Regions from separate parts of the Homo sapiens genome. Here regions 1 and 2 are each linked to region 3. Evidence: chromatin contacts called from ENCODE Hi-C data. All regions are on one chromosome and are shown on one strand. Each heading gives the region's core, a stretch centred on a gene start or an enhancer-like site at or near the end of the contact. The rest is flanking DNA. Distances are from core to core; before and after follow the strand shown.

Evidence for each region. A loop is a pair of places that touch in the nucleus more often than their neighbours do. Pooled maps may share reads with other maps.
Region 1: a loop to region 3 is called in a map with no recorded cell type, with 5 times the contacts of the local background. The contact joins two enhancer-like sites. A Hi-C loop is called at or near these places in 5 of 37 single-sample maps with no recorded cell type and 9 of 50 pooled maps.
Region 2: a pooled map shows a loop between it and region 3 (3-fold over the local background). The contact joins two enhancer-like sites. A Hi-C loop is called at or near these places in 4 of 37 single-sample maps with no recorded cell type and 3 of 50 pooled maps.

Annotation. Positions count from the first base shown.
Region 1 is chr10:61,986,362-61,990,339 of GRCh38, reverse strand. The region is part of intron 3 of ARID5B (AT-rich interaction domain 5B); the gene reads right to left. Among named protein-coding and RNA genes, the nearest start is that of ARID5B, 87 kb to the right of the region's middle. RefSeq lists enhancers at 1,928-2,177, 3,278-3,417, 3,417-3,978. Within about 2 kb of position 2,224, at least 7 of the 41 ENCODE cell types and tissues checked have a DNase peak (open chromatin) inside an H3K27ac peak, as active enhancers do.
Region 2 is chr10:61,959,511-61,963,161 of GRCh38, reverse strand. The region is part of intron 3 of ARID5B (AT-rich interaction domain 5B); the gene reads right to left. Among named protein-coding and RNA genes, the nearest start is that of ARID5B, 60 kb to the right of the region's middle. Within about 2 kb of position 1,726, at least 4 of the 41 ENCODE cell types and tissues checked have a DNase peak (open chromatin) inside an H3K27ac peak, as active enhancers do.
Region 3 is chr10:62,630,945-62,634,742 of GRCh38, reverse strand. The region is part of intron 1 of LOC105378327 (a long non-coding RNA gene); the gene reads left to right. Among named protein-coding and RNA genes, the nearest start is that of ADO, 170 kb to the left of the region's middle. RefSeq lists an enhancer at 2,269-2,438. Within about 2 kb of position 2,087, at least 14 of the 41 ENCODE cell types and tissues checked have a DNase peak (open chromatin) inside an H3K27ac peak, as active enhancers do.

The sequences.
Region 1 (3,978 bases), core at 975-3,474, 640 kb after region 3:
GACTTTAAAAAATAAAATAATCTCGCCACTTGAGGAGTTTGTCCACCATGCTCTAAGTGCTGAGCCACCTCTGCAACTGCACTGACTTCTGGGAGCTAACATCTGTGTCAAGAGCACTTTTATAGGTTGCATTGTTTTCCTTCACCTTACCGCAGGGCTTCTGGGGCAGCTCAACAAGGAAAGAAGGGAAAAGGCCTCTTGCCTCTGTCAGTGACTCATCTTAAATCAGTGGTCTTCAAAATGGTGAATCTCTCCTTTGAGGGTACGAGAAGACTTTTTAAAGGGAACCTACATAGGGATGGGGCAGATCTTCAACTTAGATACTACTCCACTCCCTAATGCATCTGCCCAAGAATGAGCCAGCAATCAGAACAGCCCATCTCCTTCTTCACCCATCCTCCATCCCTAGTCCTATTATGAGCACTAAAGAGTCAAATCAAAGTATTGGTTTTGGAGATGCTTCCTTATTGATCTATCAAGGAACCTCAAGCCATAGCCTTTTGATCTTTCCCTTTTTGCACATAGTTCTGTTCAAGAGGAAGCTTAGCATTAGAAATAGAGTACTTTGGCCTGTGTTATGATGCTCTAAATTCAGAAAAGCCAAACTAATAAAGGTTAACGATGCTGATCCATTAAAGTGTAGCTGGAATGCACGGCAAGGCTACCAGATTTTTTGACATAAACTGCATAAACCTATGCATAAAAATTTTAGATAATTTATTTTAGAACTGTTGTGCTTTATTAAACACAGATTTAAACTTCAGATTTTTATCAAATCATATGTAATATGTCTTCTAATTATAGTTAATCACCATCTTATTTCATTTCCTATCATGTTTAACATTTTTTACTTATTAACACAAAATTTATTCAAAACATGATTAAAAATGTAGATGTCCACTTAAAACTGGGCAAAGGAATACATGGATTATTTTTTTCAAAAATCTTTTAGAGCAGCATTATTCAATAGAAACACAATGTGAGCCAACTTGTAATTAACACATTGAAAATGTAAACAGAAAACAGGTGAAATTAACTTTAGTAAGCTATTTTATCTAACCCAGTATATCCAAAATATTATTTTAACATGTGATCAATAGAAGTGATTACTGGCCGCACACGGTGGCTCACGCCTGTAATCCCAGCACTTTGGGAGGCTGAGGTGGGCGGATCTTGAGATCAGGAGATCGAGACCATCCTGGCTAATACAGCGAAACCCCGTCTCTACTAAAAATACAAAAAATTAGCCAGGCATGGTGGCACATGCCTGTAGTCCCAGCTACTTGGGAGGCTGAGGCAGGAGAATCACTTAAACCCAGGAGGCAGAGGTTGCGGTGAGCCGAGATTGCACCATTGCACTCCAGCCTGGGCGACAGTGCAAGACTCAAAAAAAAAAAAAAAAAGTAAAAGAAAAAAAAAGATTACTAGTGACATATTTACATTATTTTTTCATAGTAAGCTCTCAAAATATAGTGTGTATTTTACATTTATAGCATCTCTTGAAGTGGACAAGACACATTGCAAGGGCTTAGTTGTCACAGGTGGCTAGTGGCTACCTTATTGAACAGCATAGCTCTCTTTAGAGCGTCTGCCTGAAAAGAAATTTTAAAATCATTGTGTCCTGGGTCCGAAGAGGCACTTGGGAAAAATGAGGTTGTTCTGTGTACAGGTTCCTTTTGGCCAACTATCTTGAGATAAGATGTTCTGAAATATAGCTAGGAGAGGAGAACAGAACAGGAGGAAAAGCCTCACAGTGCCTGTTATTTCATTGTTCTGATACCCCAAAGCCCCAACAAAGACCCAAAGTTAGCAAGTATAGTTATTTTAGTAGAGATTCTCGCTTGCCACCTTTGGTTTCTGGTGAATAACAAAAATCAATTCAAAGTAAAATAATAATCTCTTAAAAGCTTCAACTGTTAAGACCTGGTGAGAGCCCTCTCCTCTGGGTTAAACATATCCTTCTGCTGTAACCAGCTACAGGTTCACTTGGTGCCATGTCCACAAAACCATCTGCTCTGTTTTCTGTCATGACACCCAGTTGTTCAGAATGGATATTTCTTTCTTTCTTTTTCTAGTGTGCACATTACTAAAAGTAATTTAACAGCTGAAAGAGATACTTATGAAACCTACTGGAAACTGAAACCACTATTTAATCTCACGGCAAAGCAGTCATATAAAAACTCCGGCACCTTCTAATGTGCTGTCACAGTGCACCATGGAAGAACATCATTGAAAGCTGATGATACAGATGTGCTCTGTTTTACTTCCTTTTTGTACAGGGTTAGTACTGAGTAAGCTGATGTAAGACAGGAGGAGGATGGCTCTAGTTTAGCCACCTTTCCCAAAGTACCTACCATCTGCTGAAAATCATTTCCACAGCAAATATCCCCTTTTCCCCAATCTCTAACATCCAAACCTACCTCTCTTTTCTCATAAAAGACAATAAACAAATTGCTCGTGACTACTATATTAATTCCAGTGATAGTTCTGTGGTTTCATACCATGAGTTACCAGTGCTACAGATCCCTGTTTCTGGGTATCTCTCAGATATTTCTTTAAGGTTATTTCTGTTTGAAAGGGTTGGCAAACTATGGGCCAAATTCAGCCCAACACCTGTTTTTGTAAATAAAGTTTTATTACAACATAGTCATGCACATTCATTTACATATTGTCTTTGGCTGCTTTTACACTACGACGGCACAGTTGTGTGATTATAGAGTGGTGCATTTGCCTCAGAGACCTTATGGTGCACAAATCTAAAATATTTACTATCTGGCTCTGCTGACCCTTGATCTAGAGAATATAGTCTTGCTGCCAGAAATCTGCTATTTTGGATCACGAATATCAGCTTAATTTCTAAGATACAGTTACTCTGTAACACTTGGCTGCATTTACTTGTTCAAGCTGGACTCTCCTTTCCAGAATATGGGTTCTTTGAAGGGCAGGAGCTAGGTCTGTAGCATGTCTGAATTCCTAACACCCTGGAAACAAGCGAAGCACATGATAGATTTTTAATTAATGTTGGTTCTTTTTCTGGTTATTCACTGTCCCTCTGTTCTCATCCTACTCCCGGATCTATTACCCATTCTTTCTTCCTTGCTCTGTGACCCCTGAATGTTGTATCATTGGGCTCCCTCATGGGCTGGCTGGCTTCTGCTTGTTCAGCCAATGGGAGACACCTAACAGATCGCATGTGGGAAAGAGTGAGAAGTTGTCATATTTCTTCTCTGCCCCATCTCTGCTTTGGCCTGGCAGCTCTGGCCAAGGCCACAGCTCCACCCTGACGGCAGCTTTCACCAGGTAGCACTATGTCTTCCTCTTGCTTCTTACTAGTGCCCAGATGTCTTCATGGTTCTTTTCACCCTAACCCCATCTCTATAGTCTTCCTTTGGTTCCTTTTGTTAAGCCTTGGGTTCCCAAACTGTAAAATGGACTTAAGAACAGTGACTTCCTGGGGGGTCTTTAACAGTAGTTAAAAGATGCAAAGTAGTCAGGCTAATGTAGCACACAGTGAACGCCCCGTAGGTACTTGTCTGATTATTGCTTTGCAAGCTGTTTTCCAAAGTATGCCAAGGAACACTAGTTCCTTGAGAAAGAAGGGAGTATGTTACCAAGGGTTATGTGGAAAAGGGGCACCACAGCACGGGAAACACTGAGTTTAACAAAAAGTTACACAAACAGCTTGGAGCCTTTAACATGCTAATGGACATTTTAATGCACAGGGGGGAAGATGCTGCTTTTTCTGACTTTATTTTACCATGAAATCCTCTCCCATCCGCTTCCTCACCCTCCCCCACTTTTTTGTCATTCATGGCTCACCTCAACAAGTTAGTGTTTCCCTGATCACATTTTGGGGACATAACACACCCGAATGTTGATTACAGCAATTGCCCTGCTCCCTTCAGCTCTCCTTCTCAGCACACACAGCCAGCTTAACACTGTATAATTACAAATAGTTTATTATGCATGGTATAATCA
Region 2 (3,651 bases), core at 477-2,976, 670 kb after region 3:
TTTAAGAATATTTTCTATTTGTTGAGACACATGTCATACAAATTGAGGACTAATCTCAGTCGGACACTCTCATTGGCCCTAATTTACATTAGTTGAGTTGAGTCCATTGGTAGAGTTGCACATTTTGACAAAACACCAATCACACACTCCCAGAAAAAAGAAAAAAAACAACTGTAGGGCTGCGAACACGGCTCTAAATATTTCTTAAGTTTCTACTAACATTAAAAACCACTGCAGTTTCTTTCGTGGTTTATTATGATATCACCAAATCCCCTCCATGTATTTATAGCCTTGTAAGTCATAATTACCAATCATTTACTCTAAGACCATAAATGCTTTTTGGTGACTTAACGGATAACTAACACTGTTAGTCGATGGATGAAGGTACTGCTCATATATGGGAAAATTTATTCTAGTCCAAACTTTAGGAGTTCATCTGTCAGATATTTTATGCCTCTATTCTTTTAATGATTCATTTACCTGCATAATATTTGTATTCAGAACTGCGGTGTTTCTAGCCAACGGCAGAATGCTCAGCTGAATTATCTTTTTCTTTCACAGCATAACAGAGTGGAGCACAGTCAAATTGAAGATGGCCTTCACTACACTGTCAGAATTAGATTGTCTGGCAAATGATCCAGGCCTATTTCTCAAACCCACATGTAATGTTCTGACTACCAACGTGCCCGTAGAGTCATTAACAAGCATCCTAAAACATGCTGTACATATTTAAATGATTAGGAGAGGAGTATGGATGATGAGGCTGTTTCTAATGGTGCTTCAGCTTTTATCAATTATGCAATGCAACACAGATGTGAGCCTTCACCTTTGTTTTTTGTGTGCTGCTAAAGTGCACTCCCTTTTAAAGCAGTGTTTATTTCCTTTTATCTAGCTTAAGCTCAGTGCTTGGGCAAGGGGGTTGTTCCAATGCAGACAATCCGAAGGATTCAACCTTGGCAAATCACCTTTGGCGAGGCAATTTCTGAAGAAGCTCATTTTACCCAGGACTCAGTTGTGCAACGTTATGCAATAACTGTTTGGGGCCAGTTGGTAGTAATAACAATTACCGTTTCCCTCACCCTGCTAAGATCTGTATTCAGAAATTGCCGAGAAGGCCGGGTGCGATGGCTCACGCCTGTAATCCCAGCACTTTGGGAGGCCTAGGCTGGCGGATCACCTGAGGTCAGGAGTTTGACACCAGCCTGGCTAACACGGTGAAACCCTGTTTCTACTAAAAATACAAAAAATTATTCAGGTGTGGTGGTGAGTGCCTGTAATCCCAGCTACTTGGGAGGCTGAGGCAGGAGAATCACTTGAACCGGGGAGGCAGAGGTTGCAGTGAGCCGAGATTGCACCATTGCACTCCAGCTTGAGCAACAAGAGTGAAACTCCATCTCAGAAAAAAAAGAAAGAAAGAAAGAAAGAAATTGCCCAGAATTGAGACACTGAGGTCCCCAAGCCCAATCAAGGGGCTAGGTATCAAACCACTGATAAGAGTCTGAGCATCTGGAAGGTAAGATTCATGCCTTTACTGTTCCTACAGCATTTCATCCTCTGGTGCTCAGTTAACACTGTAACTGACACGCGAAAAGGGCAGGTGCACGGTGGGTTATTTTCAGACTTCACATCTGTGTGGCAGTTACACTTCTGAGCCTATAGATTAATTCAGCGCAACCGGTTCCAACCCTTTCTAGCTTGTTGTTGACACGAGGCTTGCATGGTCTCAGAAGGTCTCAAAGCTATCGATAACCTAGGTTAGGCTGTTGCCCAAGAGAAAAGCCTCAAAGGAAATGACTTAACTGTGGTATACACTAGCGGTACCCAAGTCAATGTTAGGTGGTACATGGATAAACATATTTTTTATTTTAAGGATTATATATTTACCTTCACCATTAATTATAGCAAGTGATACAGGTTTTCCATTTACAGTGATGATATAAAATTTCCTACTTAAAGTTCTTTAAATTAAAAAGCAATTAATTTAAAGAAAAATTAAGTAAATAATAAAACAGTGTTATTGGTATGGCAAGAACTATAAAGTTGCTTTATAAATGACTAAAGTCTAGGATATCCTGATTTAAGGCTTAAGAGTTTAATAATGCTACCATGTATCAAGTGCTTTATGGCACCAGAAAAATGTCCATAAGCACCTGGGATTCTATATGTTATTAAATCCTACAGTATCCCTATCAGATAGATTTATTATACCCATTTTACAGATGAGAAAACTGATACTCTACAACTTGCCGAAGGGCATAAAGCTAGAGATTGGGGATCCAGAGTGCTAGTCTATGTCTGCCAGACTTTTAGTCCCTTACCACTACATTATGTTGCTGCCAAGTACAAGATTTAAGGTCTAATCATCCATCCATTCATCCAACATACCTACGGAGCACCTATGATATACCTAACAATGTCCTGGATTAAAAGAAGGGGGCCCTCATTTCCTTCCCTTCAAGTAGCCTAATCTAGTAAATGGCAGATGAGATCTTGGTCAGAGGGGAAAAAAAAGGGCTTCTCATCTTGGGCTTCAACTCATGCTCAAGGAGGCAGGCTACATTTTGGCCAAAAACAATATGCAGAACTCCCTACTTAAAAGACAAAACTCATAATCTTATAAATATTTAGAATATTTATAAGTGAATATTTAGAATATTTTATAAGTGAGCAGGAGACTGATTCCTATAATAAACACATTGCTGTTAAAAGAGGCAAAAGGCTTCCAAAAGAATCCTTAGGCAAGTCTCATTTTATGAAAACCCTATATATAAAAATTAAGCCATAGAAAATGTGTTTCCATTACAAAACGTGCTCCACTTTACCAAAAGGAGTTTCAGTAGGACTTCCTACTGTTGTGAGCTTCCTTGGAGCTTTCTAAAGAGAAAGTAACTACTGAAGACATTACTGTACGTAGTATTTCCATGCTGTCCAGACAGTAGAGAATGAATATTACCTATTGTCTCCTGTTGTCAAAATTTATAATTTGAAAATATAAAAGAAAAATATATGAAATAAGACAGTCATGCCCTTCCTTCCTACACATTCATGAAAAAAGAAACCCTCCAATCTGAAAGAGGAAACCCACCAACCAAGCGGGTAGACACACATCATCCTTGTTTTCCTTCTTCACAGCATAATGGTTCTGTGTTCTTAAAGGAAATCATCCAGCAGTCCTTAACAAGGAGTTCATGGACCAACTTCAGGAGGGGGCTGTTCATGAGTGTCCTCAAATGTCATTCAAATTTTGTGGATGTAAACGTTTTCTGGGTAGACAGTCCATAGGGTTCTTTGGATTCTCAAAGTCATCCATGCTGCCCTCCCAAGTTATAGCCCCACTAGACTAGGTGACCAACCACCTGTCCTCCCTATCACACGTGCATGAACTATTAGGAAAATACAGTAAATAAAACTTAGCTGAGATGCCTGAGTGGCTTCTTGGGGAGAACAGTAACTGGTAATTGGGCATTTAAAAGGGTATATCATAACCTTTAAAATCATCATCAATACCTTTCAGAATCAGATGAATGCTATGAATGGTCTCCCAAGAAAATGTGTGTTTACATATAAAATTCTGCATGCAGATTTTGGCAGGGGGTAGCATCTCCACAAAAATTATCCATCAGTTCTTAATTAAGATCCTATTACTCAGGT
Region 3 (3,798 bases), core at 838-3,337:
CTTTAAGAATCTTGAATATTGTTCTGATATATAATGTATTCTTAAAAACATATGACAATCAAATGTATGGAGATCAAGCAATAAGACTCAGATCCTATTCAGTTAAGGGGTAGGAGGATTCCCAGAGATTTAAAAAATAGTTATAGAAATGCTGACTACGGCTTGCCTTTTGGATACTATATTTGACAATACAGTTCCAGAATTTCACCATGCTCTTTAATTTGTTCTTTGTCTTCATAATTGAACACACAATCAACCATCCTCCATTGAGCATCCAATTGAGGCTAAAGACTTGCCACTTATAGCACACTTGATGATTTCTATTTTTGTCTTAATTTTATTAAATTGATGAGACCTCTCTGCTTATTTTCACTAATACCAGCACTTTCTTTCCCTGTTTCCCAGTCATTTTTGTTAAATGCAATTACATATTCAGACAATTACATGAATCTCCCATTACCAACATGGTACTGCTGTTAAACTGAACAGTTTTGTGCAGCTCTTTATGGGAAAGCACCCAGTGTTCTTCGGTCAGCTAATGAATGAACTCTTGAACTCAGTATGCATGAAATAATTTAGGGGCAGGAGTATCTGTAGTATTGAAAGTGTGGGCTGTAAGAGAGTTAACACATGAAAATCAAGGACTCCAAATAGATCAGTTTAGCAAATATTTAAGGAACACCTACCATGTGCTCAGCCTTGTGGACGTAAAGAATTATCTGCCACTCCTTGATCCTTTTGAATGGGCCAGTTCGTAGGGGGTCATATTTGGGGTTAAGAGGAATGGCACCAAATTTTTTTTTGGTCAAACTTCCTAGGTGGCCACCACTTGGGTATTTTTCTCTTGACTCCAGGTACTGTGTTATTCCAGCCCGCTAAACAGTCTGAACCTACTTAGCCTGTCATCAGGGCAGATGAACTAAATAAGTGAAGACAATAGTAGGACAAGATGGGGCATGTAAAATAGAATTGGACCAACCCCCTAAATCTTCCCACTTTCTCTTTCCCACCAGCTGACTTTCTGCCACCATCACCCAAAGGCATAGGGTAAGGTTAGGTAGTGGAGAAGAAAGTCCTCCCAAGTGTGTACCTTTAAGATGACAGCATTTGGCGGGGTGCAGTGGCTCACGTCTATAATCCCAGCACTTTGGGAGGCCGAGGCAGGCGGATCACAAGGTCAGGAGATCAAGACCATCCTGGCTAATGCGGTGAAACCCCGTCTCTACTAAAAATACAAAAAAAAATTAGCCAGACGTGCTGGCGGATGCCTGTAGTCCCAGCTACTCGGAAAGCTAAGGCAGGAGAATGGCGTGAACCCAGGAGGTGGAGCTTGCAGTGAGCGGAGATCGCACCACTGCACTCCAGCCTGGGTGACAGAGCGAGACTCCGTCTCAAAAAAAAAAGATGGCAGCATTTTTTTCCTGATTTCCATCAGCTACTTCTACTCTACTGGTGTCTCTTTGGCACAGCCCAAGTTCAATAGATGGGTTAGAATTGGACATACTTGACTGTTCTGGTAGCCGATGGTCAGCTCAGGGAGCAGCCTCAGGCTGTGACCACCACCTTCACTTGGATCACCAGAGACTCAAAAGAAAAGCAGGAAGAGGTGACCCCACCCTCTTCACTGGTGAAAGATTGCACATACCTTTGGGACATCTAAAGGAGAATGTAGCCCTTTCAGAGCTAACATTACAGATCACGGCAATTTACTGGACTCGATGTACTCCTCATTCCACTAGGTTCCCTTAGGAATCATCATTTCAATTAGACCCATAAATCCTTTTCTCATTTGTCTGCAAAGACTATGAAACATGATGTCACTTTATTTCTTTTAAAGAAAGCGTTGACGACACAGGTGGTGACCCTAATGATGACATGGAATACCTTGACATCTTTCAGCCCCCCTGGTCATTTCAGTTTGGCCAGGAAATACAGCAGTGACTGGACACACGGGACCTTATGATGGGATTGTGAGTTCAGACACCCCCAGTGTTGGTCTTGTGCAAAGAGGAAACCAGGAGGAGGAACTGTTCATCAGCACCCATGCACACCCACGCGTCTATAATTACCAACAACAGTTGCAGCGCAACCCAAAAACATAAACACACTGAGCTGGCTGAAGCCCAGGGCTCTATTTATAGTCTCCATGGACCTACTAATAGCCTTAACACCCTCACTGAAACAGACCCCAAGTCGGGAGCAGGGCAGGGCCGGGGCTGTTGCAGTTGTGGGGTGAAGCCACTGCTCTATACCTTCAGTTCAATGTGGCCCATGTGTGAATGGGCCACCGAAAATATCCAACCGCTCTGAGAGGTGCACATCTCAAAATAAACATTTTCCTGAGCAGGCCAGACAAAAGCACAGAGCCAAAGGATTTCCAGTTCAGACTCGGAAATTATAGGTTTTAATTGGGAGGTGTAACAGTGGCACGTCATCGTTGCTTGTACGTTTTGCCTGAACTATGTTTGTTCAAGCAAGACAGGAAGTGGCCAAGAGTATGACACAGTGGAAAGAGCAGGGGCTGGGGAGTCAGACAGCTCTACATTTAGCTGGGTGGCCTTGAACAAGTTTCCTGACCCCTTTGAACCTCAATTTTCTCTTCTGTAAAATGGGAATACTAAGAATATCTATCTCTTAGGAGGCTGTTAGGGTCATAGATGACATGCAGATCCTCAAAATAGAAGTTTTGATAGTATCAGTTTTAATAATGCATTATTATAAATCAGGATTTCTGAAGGATTTGACCCATATAACTCACACTGAGTACTTCTATCATGTCTTTGAGAGGGTCCATATTATTTTAAAAAAAAGGTAAAGAGTTGAAAGATATATTTAGAGATTTTTCTCCTACATAGTTGATGTTAAAGTTATTTCAGAAAGTTGAGAACAAATAGGTTTGCTCCATATTTCTTTAACTTCAATATTCAAAGGTTCTATCTATCTATCCATCTATCTATATAGCATAGGTGCAAATTTCATTTCTTTAATATTTTAATAAGGAGTAGTCCATGTGATGGGAGTGGTAAATGACATTATGTCTATTTTAATGTTCAGGGAAAATAAGGATAGAAATTCTATAGCTTGGTAAAAAAATGTTTAAATCTTAAAGAGAATCAGAGAGGCACTGCAAACAATTTCTCCCTGCCCCCAATACCATTGTATTTACATGGGCTCCCAGCTCCTGCTGGAACCCTTCAAGAACTAGGGACCCAGCAGTCAGTCCATTCCATTTTGGGAGCCACTCAAGTAATTAAGAAGACCTTCCTCCTGTTGAGCCCAACTTGTTCTCTCTCTCGCTTTCATGTATTGGTCCTGTTTATCCCTTGAGAAAAAAAGAGAGTCAACTTCCTCTTCTACACAAGGGCTCTTCAAACTTTAGAAGAATGATACCATGGCTTTCCAAGTCTTCTCTTCTCCAGGCAAACATTCTTGGTTCTCTCTACAACCACAGGAAAACTCCTGATCTCTCACTCAAATTCTTTTTTTTTTTTTTTTTTTTTGAGACGGAGTCTCGCTCTGTCGCCCAGGCTGGAGTGCAGTGGCGCGATCTCGGCTCACTGCAAGCTCCGCCTCCCGAGTTCACGCCATTCTCCTGCCTCAGCCTCCCGCGTAGCTGGGACTACAGGCGCCCGCCACCACGCCCGGCTAATTTTTTGTGTTTTTTAGTAGAGACGGGGTTTCACTGTGTTAGCCAGGATGGTCTCGATCTCCTGACCTCGTGATCCGTCCGCCTCAGCCTCCCAAAGTGCTGGGATTACAGGCGTGAGCCACCGCGCCCGGCCTGTTTGTTTTTTTTTT